Linked DNA regions of Homo sapiens: regions 1 and 2 are each linked to region 3. A link is a contact called in ENCODE Hi-C or POLR2A ChIA-PET data. All regions are on one chromosome and are shown on one strand. The core of a region is the stretch at or near the end of the contact, and the rest is flanking DNA. Distances in the headings are between cores, read along the strand shown. Region 1 has its middle 33 kb from the start of PPP1CC. Region 2 has its middle 57 kb from the start of ATP2A2. Region 3 holds the start of RAD9B (RAD9 checkpoint clamp component B).

Evidence for each region. A loop is a pair of places that touch in the nucleus more often than their neighbours do. ChIA-PET counts read pairs that join two places held with the same protein, here RNA polymerase II (POLR2A). Pooled maps may share reads with other maps.
Region 1: a pooled map shows a loop between it and region 3 (9-fold over the local background). The contact joins the enhancer-like site here to the promoter of RAD9B in region 3. A Hi-C loop is called at or near these places in 2 of 37 single-sample maps with no recorded cell type and 9 of 50 pooled maps. POLR2A ChIA-PET finds 5 or more read pairs at or near these places in 3 of 52 experiments (OCI-LY7, activated CD4-positive, alpha-beta T cell and activated T-cell).
Region 2: a pooled map shows a loop between it and region 3 (4-fold over the local background). The contact joins the enhancer-like site here to the promoter of RAD9B in region 3. A Hi-C loop is called at or near these places in 2 of 50 pooled maps. POLR2A ChIA-PET finds 5 or more read pairs at or near these places in 3 of 52 experiments (MCF 10A, WTC11 and activated B cell).

What each region holds. Positions count from the first base shown.
Region 1 is chr12:110,774,268-110,778,036 of GRCh38, forward strand. No RefSeq gene overlaps it. Among named protein-coding and RNA genes, the nearest start is that of PPP1CC, 33 kb to the left of the region's middle. RefSeq lists an enhancer at 2,191-2,530. Within about 2 kb of position 2,349, at least 2 of the 41 ENCODE cell types and tissues checked have a DNase peak (open chromatin) inside an H3K27ac peak, as active enhancers do; they include OCI-LY7, where a contact is called at or near this core.
Region 2 is chr12:110,222,830-110,226,145 of GRCh38, forward strand. No RefSeq gene overlaps it. Among named protein-coding and RNA genes, the nearest start is that of ATP2A2, 57 kb to the right of the region's middle. RefSeq lists an enhancer at 917-1,417. Within about 2 kb of position 1,887, at least 14 of the 41 ENCODE cell types and tissues checked have a DNase peak (open chromatin) inside an H3K27ac peak, as active enhancers do.
Region 3 is chr12:110,500,188-110,503,714 of GRCh38, forward strand. It overlaps RAD9B (RAD9 checkpoint clamp component B), which reads left to right and starts at 2,144. Exons shown (of 11, transcript NM_001286535.2): 1 at 2,144-2,196. The coding sequence starts at 2,151. VPS29 (VPS29 retromer complex component) reads right to left here and starts at 1,924. Exons shown (of 4, transcript NM_016226.5): 1 at 1,862-1,924. The coding sequence starts at 1,864. RefSeq lists an enhancer at 1,753-1,892.

The DNA of each region.
Region 1 (3,769 bases), core at 1,099-3,598, 270 kb after region 3:
GATCACATGAGGTCAGGAGTTCAAGACCAGCCTGGCCAACATGGTGAAACCCCATCTCTACTAAAAATACAAAAATTAAGCTGGGCACGGTGGCTCACACCTGTAATCCCAGCACTTTGGGAGGACGAGACGAGCGGATCACGAGGTCAGGAGTTCAAGACCAGCCTGGCCAACATGGTGAAAACCCGTCTGTACTAAAAATACAAAATTAGCCAGGCGTGATGGCAGGCACCTGTAATCCCAGCTACTCAGGAGGCTGAGGCAGGAGAATCACTTGAACCTGGGCAGCAGAGGTTGCAGTGAGCCAAGATCGAGCCACTGCACTCTAGCCTGGGCGATAGAGTGAGACTCTGTCTCAAAAAAAAAAAAAAAAAAAAGCCAGGTGTGGTGGTGCACACCTGTAATCCCAGCTACTCAGGAGGCTGAGGCAGGAGAATCACTTGAACCGGGGAGGTGGAGGTTGCGGTGAGCCGAGATCATGCGACTGCACTCCAGCCTGGGTGACAGACCAAGACCCAAAACTCCGTCTCAAAAAGAAAAAAAAAAAAAAAAAAAGGGCTGTGAATGAGATGGGCTTGTATTATCCCATTGGAACCTGGCTTTTCCAGGACTTTCTTCTGACTATACTCATCTCTGAGGCGGGTCCCTGTGAATGGTTTTCTTGTCCTGTCATCCACAGGGTTAATCCCTTGAGGGATGTGTTCAGATTGCTGCTTGGCTGCTTCCTGGCTGTGTGACCTTGGGCAAATGACTTCACTTCTCTGAGCTTCAGTTTCCTCCTCTGCAAAATGGAGGTAAGAATAGTGCTTAGCTCATGCAACTGTTGTGAAGGAATGGAAGAGATAAGCAATGGGAAGTGTTTAGCCTGCAACCTCATCTTAGAGCACCTGATACAATCGAACTATCATTACCATTCTCAGATAATTTTTTAAAATAGTGTCTCCTCAAGCAACTGTTTAGAACAGCGCTATCCATTAGAAATAGAATTCAAGGCCGGGCACGGTGGCTCACGCCTGTAATCCCAGCACTGTGGGAGGCCAAGGCGGATGGATCCCTTGAGGCCGGGAGTTCGAGACCAGCCTGGCTAACATGGTGAAACCCCCTCTCAACTAAAAATACAAAAATTAGCCAGGTGTGATGGTGGGCGCCTGTAGTCCCAGCTACTTGGGAGGTTGAGGCGGGAGAATCGCTTGAATCTGGGAGGCAGAGGTTGCAGGGAGCCAAGATCTCGCCACTGCACTCCAGCCTGGGCAACAGAGTGTGTTTAAAAAAAAAAAAAAAGAATTCAAACCACATATGGACTTTTAATTTTTCCAGTAGCCTCATTAAAAAAGCTGAAGTTAATTTAAATGATATATTTAATTTAACCTGATATATTTTAAAAATGACCATTTTAACACGTAATCAATATAAAGAAAGCATTCTGGTCGGGCACAGTGGCTCATGCCTGTAATCCTGGCACTTTGGGAGGCCGAGTCGGGTGGATCACCTGAGGTCAGGAGTTCAAGACCAGCCTGGCCAACATGGTGAAACCCCGTCTCTACTAAAAATACAAAAATTAGCCGGGCACGGTGGTAGGCACCTGTAATCCCAACTACTTGAGAGGCTGAGGCAGTAGAATAGCTTGAATCTGGGAGGTGGAGGTTATAGTGAGCCAAGATCATGCCATTGTACTCCAGCCTGGGTGACAAGACAGTCCATCTCAAAAAAAAAAAGAGAGAGAGAAAAAAAAGAAAGTATTTCAAGGCTAGGTGCAGTGGCTCATGCCTGTAATCCTAGCACTTTGGGAGGCCAAAGTGAGAGGATTGCTTGAAGCCAGGAATTTGAGACCAGTCTGGGCAACATAGTGAAACCCTGTTTCGAAAGAAAGAAAAGAAAGAAAGAAAGAAAGAAAGGAAGGAAGGAAGTAAAGAAAATTAGCTAGAAGTGATTACACATACACAAGTCCCAGCTACTTGTGAGGCCATTACAGCTTGGGTGACAGAGTGAAACCCTGACTCATAGAAATAAGAAAAAAAAGAAAGAAGGAAGGAAAGAAAATGAATGAAAGAAAGAAAGAAAGAAAAGAAATTAATTTAGCACCATAGGAAAGGTTTTTTTTAAAAAAGCATGAGCTATGTTATCCTCTTTTTTTTTTTTTGTATAAGGCTACAAAATCTGGTATTTTGCACTTATATCCCATCTCAGTTCGGACAAGCCACATTTCAAGGGCCCAAAACCCCATTTGGTGAGTGGCAGCCATATTGGATAGAGACAGCCCACCTTCTCTGGTTTTGTCTCTGCAGATAGCCAAGGAAACCTAATTATGCATCCAACTCTCTGGCCCATTGGCTGAGTCACCTGCCGGGAAGCTTTCAGAATATTTATAGGTAACTGATCTACAGAAAACAGAAAGTGATACCATCTCCAGCCCCCACAACCTTTCTTCAGTCTCAAGTTTGCCGTCTCAGCTACTGTTTTCTAGAGGCCCAGTGGGAAGAGTATGCAAAGTGGCAGTAAAGTACATATGTAAACGTGTAGGCAAAAGGCTGAGAGGATTCTTACCAAACTACTCACAGTGGAAAATAAGAGTAATGTCCAAGCAGAGTTTAGTTTTGTCAGTCATGCCCTAATTTTGTTTTTGTTTTTTAGAATGTATTCATTCACATATTACTTGTGTAAGTGAAAGTCAATTGATATATATATAGAGATAATAGTAAAGAAAAGTAACCATGATTTGCGGTAAATCCCCAAGAAGTTTAATGGAAAGCAGTGAGTGCAGAGATTACAAGGTGGACTCTGGGGCCGGCTGCCTGCCTTTGCATCCTAGCCCTGCTGTCTACTAGCTGTGTGACCTTGGGCAAGGTTCTCTTGCTTTCTGGGCCTCAGTTTCCTCATCTATAAACTAAGGATAATGATGGGACCTATGTTACAAGGTTGTCACAATGATTTGATGAGCAGGTGTAAGGTGTTAAGATGGGATCTGGAACACAGAGTCTCAGCTGTAATAACTAAAATAATTAGTATTATCACTGTTTTTGGTGGAAGAGTAAGTAGCAAGAAACTCTCTTGGTGAAAATACAAGAGCTGCGGTGGCTCACGTCTGTAATCCCAGCACTTTGGGAGGTCGAGGCGGGCAGATCACTTGAGGTCAAGAGTTTGAGACCAGCCTGGCCAACATGATGAAACCCTATCTCTACTAAATATAGAAAAAATTTGCCAGGCGCGGTGGCGCACCCCTCTAGTCGTAGCTACTCAGGAGGCTGAGGCAGGAGAATCGCTTGAACCTGGGAGGCGGAGGTTGCAGTGAGCTGAGATCACGCCACTGCATTCTAGCCTGGGCGACAGAGCGAGACTCCATCTCAAGAAGAAAAAAAAAGGAAATAATATGCTGGAGTGAGAGCTGCAAGACCAGCTGCTAAGCCTGGATCTGCCATTACCTAATTTGTGTAAACTTGGGCCTCAGTTTTGTACTAATTCTAACAACAACATACATTTTCTAGTCCTTACTATCATTTCGGAACTCTACATGTCTCGTTTCATCAGATCTTCACAACACCCCTCTGAGAGAGAGATACTGTTGTTGTTGTTGTTATTATTACTATCTTGAGACGGAGTCTCGTTCTGTCGCCCAGGCTGGAGTGCAATGGCACGATCTCGGCTCACTACAACCTCTGCCTCCCGGCTTCAAGTGATTCTCCTGCCTCAGACTGCCGAGTAGCTGGGATTACAGGTGCCCGCCACCACACCCAGCTAATTTTTGTATTTTTAGTAGAGACGGGGTTTCACC
Region 2 (3,316 bases), core at 637-3,136, 280 kb before region 3:
TGCCCTTATTTTGCTCTAATTCAGGAGACGATAATAAAGGAAGGAATTTCATTTAAACTATCAAATAAACGTAAATGTGTTATTCTGCCTAATTAACATTTATAAATTTGTAAGATCTATGCACTTTCCAAGTCCATTTCTTTTTTTTTTTGAGACAGAGTTTTGCTCTTTTTGCCCAGGCTGGAGTGCAATGGCAGGATCTTGGCTCCCTGCAACCTCCGCCTCCCGCGTTCAAGCAATTCTCCTACCTCAGCCTCCCAAGTAGCTGGGATTACCGGCATGTGCTACCACGGCCAGCTAACTTTTTGTATTTTTAGTAGAGATGGGGTTTCACCATATTGGTCAGCTGGTCTTGAACTCCAGACCTCAGGTGATTCACCCGCCTCGGCCTCCCAAAGTGCTGAGATTACAGGCATAAGCCACCGCGCCCGGCCCCAAGTATGTTTCTTAACTTTTTAAGGTAACACAATACAGAGCACTTTTTATAATTTGAGTAAAATAAAAGACTAAATATATTGCTGAAACTAAAAATATACAAATTTGCAGAATTCTTCTGAGTTGAATATGAAAAATGGCAAACTGATAACTTGTCAAAGCTGTCTCTACAAAGGCAAAGTCAAAGTTTGCATTGAAAAATGACTTTGTAGCTGGGCACAGTGGCTCACGCTTGTAATCTCAGCACTTTGGGAGGCCAAGGCAGGCAGATCGCCTGAGGTCAAGAGTTCGTGACCAGCCTGACCAACAAGGAGAAATCCCATCTCTGCTAAAAATACAAAATTAGCCAGGCGTGGTGGTGTATGCCTGTAATCCCAGCTACTCGGGAGGCTGAGGCAGGAGAATCACTTGAACCTGGGAGGTGGAGGTTGCAGCGAGCCAGATTGCTCCATTGCACTCCAGCCTGGGCAACAAGAGCGAAACTCCATCTCAAAAAAAAAAAAGAAAAAAGAAAAAGAAAAATGACTTTGTATGCAGGTGTGTGTCTTATAGAAGCCTTGTCTTATGCAGGCATTCTACCCTATATTAGTGACTAATGAGTGTGAGTAAATGACTTGTTTCTACAAAGGATTCTAGGTGCTTACATCATTCATCTTGTCTGGCATGAAGGAGTCTTTAGCCCCAGGGAACGGGTAAGATAGCATCCTGATGATTAACTTTCTTTAAACTTGGTTTTATCAGTAACGTCATTGTTACTGATTGTTACTCACCTACAGGTGAGGAGTAGATTACATATGCAACAGATCTTTCTTTTTTAGACAATTCATGGCAGCCAGGAGAGAAATAAAGCTGTATCTTTATTAAATATGTAAATTATTCCTCCACTCATACTGGCTTAGCTCCTCTTCCTCTTCCTTTTAATGAGAGCAGTTTAAATTAGAGCTGCTTGGCGTATGGCAGCCAGGCCTGGGATGAGTGTTTTGTCTCGGGGGATGGAGAGGGATCATTAAAAGTTATCTATGTATTTTTTATCTTTGACCCTACTGTCTTAAGATAATCTTAAAAAGAGAAGTTGACTGTAAATATTGTTTAGCCCCACCCCATCCTTGCAAAAGAAATCAAAAAATAAAACACAGATCCCAAATAAGTATTTTTAAGAGACTTGGACAAACATATGCTTTCTGCTCCTATGCTCCCTCTTTTGGCAAACTGGAAGTACTTTCTTGGCAAACATCGATATTTTCACAATTTCCTTTCCAGAATTGCTGAGAGGCTTGAGTCACCAAACTTGGTTTACTGCTATGGAAATTCACTATTCCGAGCACAGGAAGAAATTAAAGATTTTTGTTTTTCGGTGAAAGTATGTGTTTACACCTCAGTTCAGAGTGTAACAGCAGGTTCCTGGCTTGGCTGCTTAATGCTGCATGCGATATCCTGGTAAACAGTCATAGAATTTTGGAGCTTGAAAGGAACCTCAGAATGATTCATATAATCATTTATTAGATCAGGAGCTTTGAGGGATCTCTTCCAACCTCTCTCCAGTGTGGAAATCAGTTCTGTAGCGCATGTAGCGAATCACTTTCCAGCCATAGTAGTGTACCCGCAATGCGGCTCACTCCTCATGAGGGAGCCTGTTTCATTGTTAGAGCACAACCTAATTAAGTTATTGGTTCTGAAACTGAAGCAGACTTACAAAGGACTTTTTATGAACTTCAGTTATGCAAAGCAAGATTTAACAAATTTTATTCCCTGAAGCTCTAATCACGACCATGATCATGAGTGATTCAAGCAAATAACCTGGTACTGAGCACTCCATTTGTACCAGGCACTGTCCTAAATGCTTTATATGTGTAGAACTAACATAACTCTCACAATAACCTTATGAGGCAGCTGCAATTATCCGCATTTTATAGATAAGGGAACTGAAGCACAGAGAGACTTTCACAATATTATACAACTAATGATTGTGGCAGAGCCAGGATCCAAAACCTGTGCTCTTAAGTACTTATATTGCAGTGTGACCCATGTATATACCTATTGTATATAAGCAAACAGATTGATGTCTGTTTATGAGTTATGGTATGAAATAATTTTTAGTGCTTATTATAAAATTATAGTACCTTTTTTTAAAAAATGTGTTTGCTTACTATACCTAAAGAATAAACTTTACTAAATGGTTAAAAGTAACCTCAACCAACCAGATGAGGGAATTATACTGAAAATAAATGTTCAGTAAATGAATGAAAGAAATGAGTAGTAGTTTTAAATACAGAGCAAACTGAAACTTTATAGGGTTATCATTTAAATCTATCTGTGTGTTAAAATCATGCATGTCTCCAATTGCTGGACATTTAGATCAACTCCAGTTTTTCACTTTATGAACAATGCTGGAATGAAACTTAAAGATTGAAATACAGCTGGGTGGCCAGGCACGGTGGCTCACGCTTGTAATCTCAGCACTTTGGGAGGCTGAGGTGGGCGGATCATGAGGTCAGAAGTTCCAGACCAGCCTGACCAACCCAGTGAAACCCCATCTCTACTAAAAACACAAAAATTAGCTGGGCGTGGTGGCAGGTGCCTATAATCCCAGCTACTTGGGAGGCTAAGGCAGGAGAATCTTGAACCCAGGAGGCCTCCGCCTGGGTTGCAGTGAGTCGAGGTCACACCACTGCACTCCAGCTTGGGCGACAGAGCTAGACTCCGTCTGGAGAAAAAAAAAAAAAGAAAGAAAGAAATACAGCTGGGTGTGGTGCTCATGCCTTATCCTAGCACTTCGGGAGGCTACGGCAAGAGAATCACTTGAGCCCAGGAATTTGAGGCCAGCCTGGCCAACATGGTGAAACCCTGTCTCTACTAAAAATACAAAAAATTAGCCGAGTGT
Region 3 (3,527 bases), core at 894-3,393:
TTTCCCACACTTGAATTTGCTGCCCACAGACTCTGGACACTGTACTGAGTGTTGAACGTCTGTATCCTTTGCCAAATAAAATGCTTTTAATCATGAAAGAACTGGCTAATGCTAAATTTTTCCCAGTTCTATTTCATATGAAAAATGATGTTCCAGTACAACTACCCTAAATAAGAGGGATCACTTCTCAAACAACTTGAGAAACATTAATATTTTGAAACCATGGCAAGTAATTATGTCTTCTCCCATGGATAGGTGTCTCGAAATTACTGTAAACGGATTACTTTAAATTGGAGTCTGTTTAGAAGCAAAAATTAAAAGTGAGATTAAAGATTTTAAAGAAGCATGCACCATAAATCTCTGGCTGCCATGTCTGTAAGTCCCCCTCTTGAAAAGGCTGTTTGTCATGCAATAGTAATAATCTTAAAAATGCATAGCTTCTTTGGTTTCCTTGTAAAAATAAAAAAGAATGCAATAAATGCCTGTCAGAGGTAGACGTCCCTTTACAGCCAACCTCCATCAACACAAATATGAAGATAATCACAGCTCCATTTCAAACAATTGATTTTTTTTTTTTTTTTGAGCAGCAGCAAGATTTATTGTGAAGAGCGAAAGAACAAAGCTTACACAGGGTGGAAGGGGACCCGAGTGGGTTGCCCCAAACAATTGACTTTTTAAGAGTCAAAGGCACCTTTGAAAATATGATTACAGGCCGGGCGCGGTGGCTCACGCCTGTAACCCCAGCACTTTGGGAGGCCGAGGCGGGTGGATCATCTGAGGTCGGGAGGTAGAGACCAGCCTGACCAACATGGTGAAACCCCGTCTCTACTAAAAATACAAAAATTTAGACGGGCTTGGTGGCGGGCGCCTGTAATCCCAGCTACTCGGGAGGCTGAGGCAGGAGCTGAGGCTTGAACCCGGGCGGCATTGCAGTGAGCCGAGATCGCGGCATTGCACTCCAGCCTGGGCGACAGAGCGAGACTCCATCTCAAAAAGAAAGAAAGAAAATATGATTACAGCTCTGAGTCCTCTCTAGTAGAGGCCCCCAGTTTTTATGTAGGAAGGTCTGAGGGGCACCAAACTACTGGGGGTGAAGGGGTGATTGCTTGAAGGTGGCTGGGGGAGACTAGGTAAGTCTCCAACACCGGCACTCTCCCCAGAAAAATGTGTATATTCACAAAAATTTCCCAACAGTTTCAATGAGTTCACACATCATTAAGGAATCCTACCCTAAAGAGGCGTAGCAACCCGTGGAAAGAAACAGTTCCAGCAATTGCAAGCGCCAAATCCCGCCCTCTGAGAGCACACCTGCTCATCTCAATGGCAGCTAGATGTTATTTCAGGAGCGAGGAGGGTGGTTTATTCCCTTTCCCTAGATGGCAAAGTTAAACGGGTACGAAATTCTGCTCGCTACTTCCTGTTCTGCATTCGAGAGGCCAGCTTCCACCACTACACCCCAACCAGCGGGAGGTGCTTTTTGCGGGAAACGAGTAGGAACCGTCTGGAAACGGAGGACCGTGCCCCTATCCCCGGAACATTCGAGGTATAGGACCAAAGGCCTTCCCTGGCTCGGGCGTGCGTGTCTCGTGACAGGTCGGGCTGCTAGAGGGGCCTTTTTACCCCTTGGATGGCCTCTGGCCCCTTGGGGCCGGGATACGAGACCTAGGCCAGCCGCACCCAGAGGTGGCCGCTCCCTTCCTTCCCTAGACCTCTTCTGGGCCTTTCCCAGGCCAGCGCCTGGGCCCTGACGCCGAGGCCTCCGGGATTTCCCAATTCCTCGCCCTCGGCCTCCCCACGGCTCCCAACAACGCAGCACCCCACCCGAGAGCCAGGCCTTGGTCGCCGCAACTGCAGCCCTCACCATCCTGTCACCGGGCTCCGCTCAGTCACCACCACCGTCGCCGCCCTCTTCCTCAGGCTCCTCGGCGACCCGCCCACTTAACCGCAACCAATGAGAGCAGAGGGAGACAGAAATTGCCGTACGGAGGCCCGCACGGACCCTTCTCCGCCGTAAAGCCGTTTGGGAACTTGTGGAGGCGGGGTGGTAGAGTGCAGAGACGAGATCGCGAAGCTTTGAAAAGCGCGGGCAACATCCGGGCACCTGGGCCGTCGAGCTGAGGCGCGCCTTCCGAGCCTGCTTTTTAGGGCGGATGGCAGCCATGCTGAAGTGCGTGATGAGCGGCAGTCAGGTGAAAGGTGGAGCGGCCTTTGTTGTCTTCCCATTTAGCAGAGAGAAAAGCAGACGTTAATAGGTCGTCCCTACCATTGTCTAATTTTTCCTCTTTGCCTTTTTGCGCAATGACTGAGGACGCACGCCCTGGCCACAGCCCCACCCACTCAAGTCCCTGTTAACTTCTGAGGGGAGGATGAGGACCCATCTCGTGTGACTTAGAGGCAGATGTAATATGGGTGGTATCCGGGAAATAGAGTTGTACCATCGGGCCACAAACTCGGGATGCTGAGGACTGCATGGGGAAGAGTTGAGAGAAAAAAATAATGCTTGGACAGTAAAAGTATTTTTGTGCCAAGAGAACAGCATTAACCTGGTTTTTTTTTTCCCCAGATTCTACCATTTTTAAAAATGTATGAACTTGGAAAAGTCACTAAATCTCTTTGGGGCTCAGTTTCTAAAACGGAAACAGGGGTAATGACAGCACCTTCGTCACAGAGTTTGTTTGGAGGCAATGAAATGGAAATGCGTGTAAAGAGCCCAGTAATAGATGGAATGTACAAGAACTATTAGTGTTGTAAACGGCGCTTTCAAAATGGAAGTTAGGCCGGGTGCAGTGGCTCACGCCTGTAATCCTAGCACTTTGGGAGGCCAAGGCGGGTGGATCACCTTAGGTCGGGAGTTCGAGACCACCCTGACCAACATGATGAAACCCCGTCTCTACTAAACATACAAAAATTAGCCGGGCTTAGTGGTGGGCGCCTGTAATCCCAAGCTACTTGGAAGGCTGAGGCGAGAGGATCGATTGAGCCCGGGAGGTTGAGGCTGCAGTGAGTTGAGCTCGTGCCACTGCACTCCAGCCTGAGTGTCAGAGTGAGACTCTGTCTCAAAAAAAATAAAAAATAAAAAGAACATTAACAATGTCGTACGGGATCAGACTAGTGTGTTTTCCAGCCCTAAATGTGTTCTGTGGTGGGGAAATCTGGCTGCCCTCAAACATCAGAGATGTATGTTGGATACCCCTAATTTCTCTCTCATGACTTGTTGTGACTTGGCTATCAAGCTATTAAAACCACTTCAGATTATCTTCTCCATGCACTGTTTTCACAGTTTTTGGGGGGTCAAATACATTTATCTAAATCAAGTTGTAAAATACATTAGTATGGAAATTGGTTTGCACAGTAGCTCCATGCAACACTGTAAACATATAGAAGGACAAATTTCGGTCAATTTTATCATTTCACACACTACAAATTTATTGAGCCCTGACTATGTGTCTGGCATTTTGCCAAGGGTATTATACTGTATTAAAGTAATGTAGCATTAGTCTGTAAGATACTGTTATTTTTGAATTTCT